Linked DNA regions of Homo sapiens: region 2 is linked to region 1. The links are chromatin loops, found by intact Hi-C in ENCODE. Cell type or tissue: endothelial cell of umbilical vein. All regions are shown on one strand. Each heading gives the region's core, and the rest is flanking DNA. Links, peaks and the distances in the headings are about the cores only.

What was found. A loop is a pair of places that touch in the nucleus more often than their neighbours do. Peaks named below come from ENCODE experiments on the same cell type or tissue, not always from the same donor. Only the 100,000 strongest peaks of a DNase experiment are listed, where the experiment ranks them.
Region 2: a loop joins it to region 1, with 9 times the contacts of the local background. A loop is called at or near these places in 1 of 110 quality-filtered maps.

The regions. Positions count from the first base shown.
Region 1 is chr6:3,226,389-3,229,291 of GRCh38, forward strand. It overlaps TUBB2B (tubulin beta 2B class IIb), which reads right to left and starts at 1,265. Exons shown (of 4, transcript NM_178012.5): 1 at 1,099-1,265; 2 at 173-281. The coding sequence starts at 1,155. RefSeq lists enhancers at 248-908, 909-1,567, 2,863-2,903 and a silencer at 1,172-1,461. In endothelial cell of umbilical vein, for the core only: no CTCF peak of the experiment used is centred there; no DNase peak of the experiment used is centred there; H3K4me3 peaks cover 493 bases; H3K27me3 peaks cover 1,941 bases.
Region 2 is chr6:2,786,339-2,789,241 of GRCh38, forward strand. It overlaps WRNIP1 (WRN helicase interacting protein 1), which reads left to right. Exons shown (of 7, transcript NM_020135.3): 7 at 1-614. Among named protein-coding and RNA genes, the nearest start is that of WRNIP1, 22 kb to the left of the region's middle. In endothelial cell of umbilical vein, for the core only: no CTCF peak of the experiment used is centred there; no DNase peak of the experiment used is centred there.

The DNA of each region.
Region 1 (2,903 bases), core at 90-2,589:
CAAAGGGCTCTGTTGGCATAAGGAAGCCCAATGAAATACTGCAGGGAAAGAGCGGGGATCCTAAACTGAATAGTCCACCCTCTCCCAGGGCCACACCCCTGGGGTCCCACGCAAGGGAAAGGGGAGAAGGTGGAAAAACTGAAGGGAGTGGGGGTGGGGCAAGGGTGATTACCAGTGGCTTCATTGTAGTAAACATTGATTCTCTCCAGCTGCAAATCACTGTCTCCATGGTAACTGCCAGTGGGGTCAATCCCATGCTCATCACTGATGACCTCCCAAAACTGAGACAGAAAGGCTGCATTTAGCCATGAACGATGCCCCCAGAAACGCCAAGGCTCACAATGAAATGTCCCCGACTCAGTTCCGACAACCCAACATTTCAGGAGCTTGAAGCTTTAAAGGGCGTCGTGACCCGGGCACAGCCGCGGGGCTTGTATTTTGCAGGTTCAGAAAGTTGAAACTGGGCGTTTCCCAGGCAAACAGCTGCCGCTCGCGGGGGGAGGTAGGGGTCGAGGGGGTAAGGACCAGCCAAAGCCGGGCAGTGGCGGAGCTTGGCGCACTGGTCGCAGCCCCAGGCTGCGGCAGGAGGCGAGGGCACAGGGACTGCAGCCCGCCAGGAGCGGGTGGGCGGGGAAAGAGGAACGCAAAGGAGCTAAAGGACCGCGGTTTTAGATTCAAAGCACGTCCTGAGACCGCAAGACAATCGCTCTCCTCCCCTCCCCCGGCAGCTCGACTCCGGTTCAAGCGAGTACAATTAATCCTCCTGGTGTCCCAGCCCCTCGCGCGGAGCGCCGCGCACAGCCTCGCGGACACACCCTCGTCTTCTCCAGGCACGCGTGCCTGCCAAGCAGCCAGCGCGGAGGGAGGCCGAGGGGGTGACGGGGACTCCAAATGAGTTACAGCAGAAAGAAAGAGAGGTGCCCCCTCCGTCCGCGAAAGTCACCTCCTAGCCCAGGCCACACTCGGCGGCACAAAGCGGCCAGGAAGGTCTGCATTTGGCGATCCCCAGGCCTTCCCAGGACCGCGCCTGGGGACCCCGAGGGGCTCTCGGCCCAGGTTCGCGCCCCCATTGGACCCCCTCCGCTGCGGCGCGCCCACCTTGGCGCCGATCTGGTTGCCGCACTGGCCCGCCTGGATGTGCACGATCTCACGCATGGTGCCTCGTCAGCGTCCTCCTGGTCCGGCGGCGTCTGGGTCTGTCCGTCCTCCCCTCACACACCCACTGCGGGGTCACCGGGAAGGCGCTCGGGAACCGACGGGCTGAGAGCGCCGGCCCCGCGGGCTCCGGCTTTTATGCAAGGAGGGTGGGGCGGCCGGCACAGGCCGCGCCCCCAGCCCGAGCCCCCCAGTCCCCTTCGCGCTGGCGCTCTCCAGGCCCGGCTGACGTAATGCTCCGAGCCCTAGGGACCGTCCGGGGGGCTGGACCACCGGCCCGCGGCCAATCAGAGCGGGCGTGCCGACCGGGAGAGGGGTGGGGGCTACCGGGAGTATGGTGGGGGCGTGCGCATTGTCTGGGGCTGTGGTGGGGGTCTGGGTATGGGGATATGGGGGAACAGTGAAGAAAAGGAGGGTGAGAGGGCGGCGAGGCGAGGGCCACCAGCGCGTCCTGACCGGGGTGGGGGCAGAGCTGGCACCGGATGGGAACGATGGAGGACTGGAGCATGTGGAGAAGCCGTCAGGTGCTCCAGTGCCGGCAGGTGGGAGGGCTGAGGTGGCACAGGCTGCTCCGCCACCTCGGACTGCGGCTCCTACTCGGCCACTGGCCAGAGTCCCTCCAGCCAACTGCCCCTGGTGAGACCACCGTCTTTTTCCTCAACCCTGGAGGCCAGCGACTGCCCAGGCGGCGCTCCGTCTCACAGAGGCCTGGGGGAGGACAGGTGGCCCCAGAAGGAAGTCGTGCTTGATGGCAACCGGGACACCTGCGGCCCATGAACACCAGCGCGGCCTCCGCCCCCGCCCCAGCGTGGGCCTGCTTTCTCCTTTGTCTGTCTTGGGCTGGTAGCTCCTCTCACTGCGCCGCAGCATCTAGGGGTGAAGCGACCTCGGAGCCCCTCAGCCCTGCCCGACCCTCTCCGGGAGTGCATAACGCCCCTGCTGGTACCCAGGAGCCCTCTGCCCCGGGGGTTGACTTTTGTTGCTCGCTAGTGATGGAGTGGGAGTGGCCGGTGGCGCTGCACTGACCGTCCGGAGGGCAGAAAGAGGGTGGGGTCCCGGGGGCGGGGCTGTCGGCGGAACAAAGGGCTCTCAGAAACGTGGGATACGCTGTGTAACCCAGTATTTAAAACCACACGACAGGCGCCCCACCCCCCCACCCCGCCCTCGGATTCAGTTCATCTATTGTCAAGTAAGAGGGTGGGTTCCAAGGGTGGCCCAAGCCCGAGTAACAAACTTTCTTATCTTCCATCGCGGCGACCTGGAGGTCCGAGGCTTCGTGCTGCGGTTGAAGGGTGGGGAATACGACTAAAAACTGCAGCCCAGCGCGCGCGAGACGACCCAAGACCCACGCGCACTCGCACGAGCGCGTGCACAGACTTGGAGCACAGACCCTCCCTTCAGATCCGCAGTCTCTAGGTACTGAGGCAGGAACTGGTCTCTTTGTTACTTTTCGCGCGCGCGTGTGTGTGTGTGTGTGTGAGAGAGAGAGAGAAAGAGAGAGAGAGAGAGACTAATCCTGCGTGCGTTTGAGGGCGGGAGGGGAAAGGGTGTCAGAAACGTTCACTGCACAACCTGTTCCCTGCAATTCGATGACTGAAGCGCGCCGCCCCACACTTCGGAAGGGCCGTTGGCGAGGTGACGTGACCTCTTTCATCCCCTGGCGAGAAAGGCCGAATGACCCGGGCGCACGCGGCGGAGCTCAGCCTGCAGCTGTTGAGCGAGACCCTCCCAGAACTATCAGCAAGCTG
Region 2 (2,903 bases), core at 190-2,689, 440 kb before region 1:
GTGCAACCCATCCTCTAGTAGTTTTATCAGGCTGGAGGGACTGTATGTTGCAGAGGCTTGGCCCGACTGGCCTCCCTCCTTCTGTCTGGAGTGGTTGCACTGCAGTGTGCAGTTGCCATCCCCAGAATCTCCCTTCATCATCACCCTGGAGCTTTCCTCTGCTTCTCCCTGCACCCCATCTGATGACAGGACTGACTGCTTTCTGGCACAGGTGGCATGTACCCTCTAGTAGCTTTATGGAGCAGGGGTGTGTGGAGGAAAAGTATTTTTAGACCTCAGGAGACTCAAAATGCTTTTATTGTACCTTCAGACGTGTCTGAGGGTTTGGCTAGTAATAAATTGTAGGTAAGAAATTACTTGTGCATTGTTTTACACTTTCCCACATTGTTGTCAAGTTTGAAGGCATCCTGATGTGTGTGGTCTTTTGTTTGTAACCTCTATCAACTTGTAGACTCTTCTGTCTTTGCTCCCCGTGTTTTAAAAGTCTGCACTGGGTACTTGTTGGGCCTTTCAATCTGGAAACTCCTTTCAGTTCTAGGGAAGTTTCTTTTTTTATTCAATAAATTTATTTATTTATGAGACCAACTCTTGCTCTTTTTCCCAGGCTGGAGGGCAATGATGCGATCTCGGCTCACTGCAACCTCCACCTCCCAGGTTCAAGCGATTCTCCTGCCTCAGCCTCCCAAGTAGTTGGGATTACAGGCGCACACCACCACACAAGGCTAATTTTTGTATTTTTAGTAGAGACGGGGGTTTCACCATGTTGGTCAGGCTGGTCTCGAACTCCTGACCTCGGGTGATCCACCCACCTCAGCCTCCCAAAGTGCTGGGATGACAGGCGTGAGCCACCGCGCCCGGCCTCAATAAATATTGAGTGCCTGTTTTATGCTGAGCATTCTTGTTGATGTTAAAACACATCAGTGAGCAGAAGAGACCAAAAATTCTGTGTTCTTAAAGCCTATGGTATGAAAAATAATATGTTAATATGCCAAATAGTGATAAGTGCTATGCTAAGGAGAAAATGAATGAAAGATTGAATATGGAAAGGGGAGGTATGGGTGCAGTTTTAGTAGAGTAGCCAAGGTGGATCTCACCAAGAAAGTGTTTGAGTCAAGACTTCAAGGAAGTGAATGTGCCTTTCAGACACCCGGGAAAGGATCATCCCAGGCAGAGGGAAAAGCAAGTGCAAAGGCGCCGAGGGAGGATGGAAGGCTGGGTGGGTTCAGCATCCAGTAAGGAGACCAGTCTAGCCGGAGGGGAGGAAAGAGTGGTAGAAGTCGAGGCCGAGGATCATGGAGCTTCAGATAAGGTGGGACCTTTTAGGTCATGGGAAGGACTTTGGCTTTTACTCAAGGTTTCCCTCAAAGAGTGTCATGATGAGACTTTGATGTTATAGGGATCCCTTGCCGCAGTGTTGGGACTAGACGGTAGGTAGGGTCAGGCTCATCTTTTCAGTCAAGTAGGTCAAGGCATGGCTCCCTGCGTTCTCAGCGCCAGGTGGGGAAAGAGGAAAGTCGTCATACATCACTCAGTATGTGCCTACCACTTTGATCTTCTGACTGAAATGGTACCCAAGCCCCTGGCTCTATCTGGGCCCCTCTGGTTCAGAGATCTTCCCCTGGCCTGGAGTAGGAGAGGGTGTCTGGAGACCCATCTTCCTCTTCCTTACCTGCTGCCACCTCCCAAGCCTCTGAGACGTCTGCCACGTTGATGCCTTGGCATTCCCCACTCGACTTGCCAGGTCAGTTACCATTTGCCCGCCATGTTTCCACCTCCAGCATCATGTTGCCATTATCTCACTTGTTCTCCTCACTTTCAAGGATTGATGGATTTTAAGGATTCCTTTACTGTATTTTTGGTGGAGGCTTAGGAGGAAATAAAATCACATGTGGGTCCAATCCATTATCTTTACTAGTATTTCATTAAGAAATGTATAGCCCAGTTTTTTCTTGATTTTTTTTTTTTTTTTTTTGGAGACGGAGGCTTGTGCTCTTTTGCCCAGGCTGGAGTGCAATGACGCGATCTCGGCTCACTGCAACCTCCACCTCCTGGGTTCAAGCACTTCTCCTGCCTCAGCCTCCTGAGTAGCTGGGACTACAGGCACACACCACCACGCCTGGCTAATTTTTTTGTATTTTAGTAAAGACAAGGTTTTACTGTCTTGCCCAGGCTGGTCTCGAACTCCTGAGCTCAGGCAATCCGCCTGCCTCAGCCTCCCAAAATGCTAGGATTACAGGCATGAGCCACTGTGCCTGGCCAATTTTGATTCTTTAAAAATAACATTTTTACAGGCCAGGCGTGGTGGCTCACACCTGTAATCCCAGCACTTTGGGAGGCCAAGGCAGGTGGATCACGAGGTCAGGAGATCGAGACCATCCTGGCTAACAAGGTGAAACCCCGTCTCTACTAAAAATACAAAAAATTAGCCGGGCGCGGTGGCGGGCGCCTGTAGTCCCAGCTACTCGGGAGGCTAAGGCAGGAGAATGGCGTGAACCCGGGAAGCGGAGCTTGCAGTGAGCCGAGATTGCGCCACTGCAGTCCGCAGTCCAGCCTGGGCGACAGAGCGAGACTCCGTCTCAAAAAAAAAAAAAAAAAAAAAATTTTTGTTGGGGGATGGAGTTACTTCCAAATAAGAAGTGTGCTTGTGATGTAACCGGAGGTGACATTAACTCCTCAACAAGCTTTTCCGTCATGACTCACTCCTGCCAGTTTCCCAAGGGACGGATCCCAGTGGTGGTCAAGGCACAGGTGTGAATTTATGCCAGGACGATATGTGAGCATCGTAACTCAAGCCAACAGATAAGTGATGAGGGCTTTTTGAGATCCATCATCCTATTAGACATGCGGCCCTGAACACAGTGTGTAACGCGGACACGGGGCCTGTGCTGGAGCACGCGGTGCTG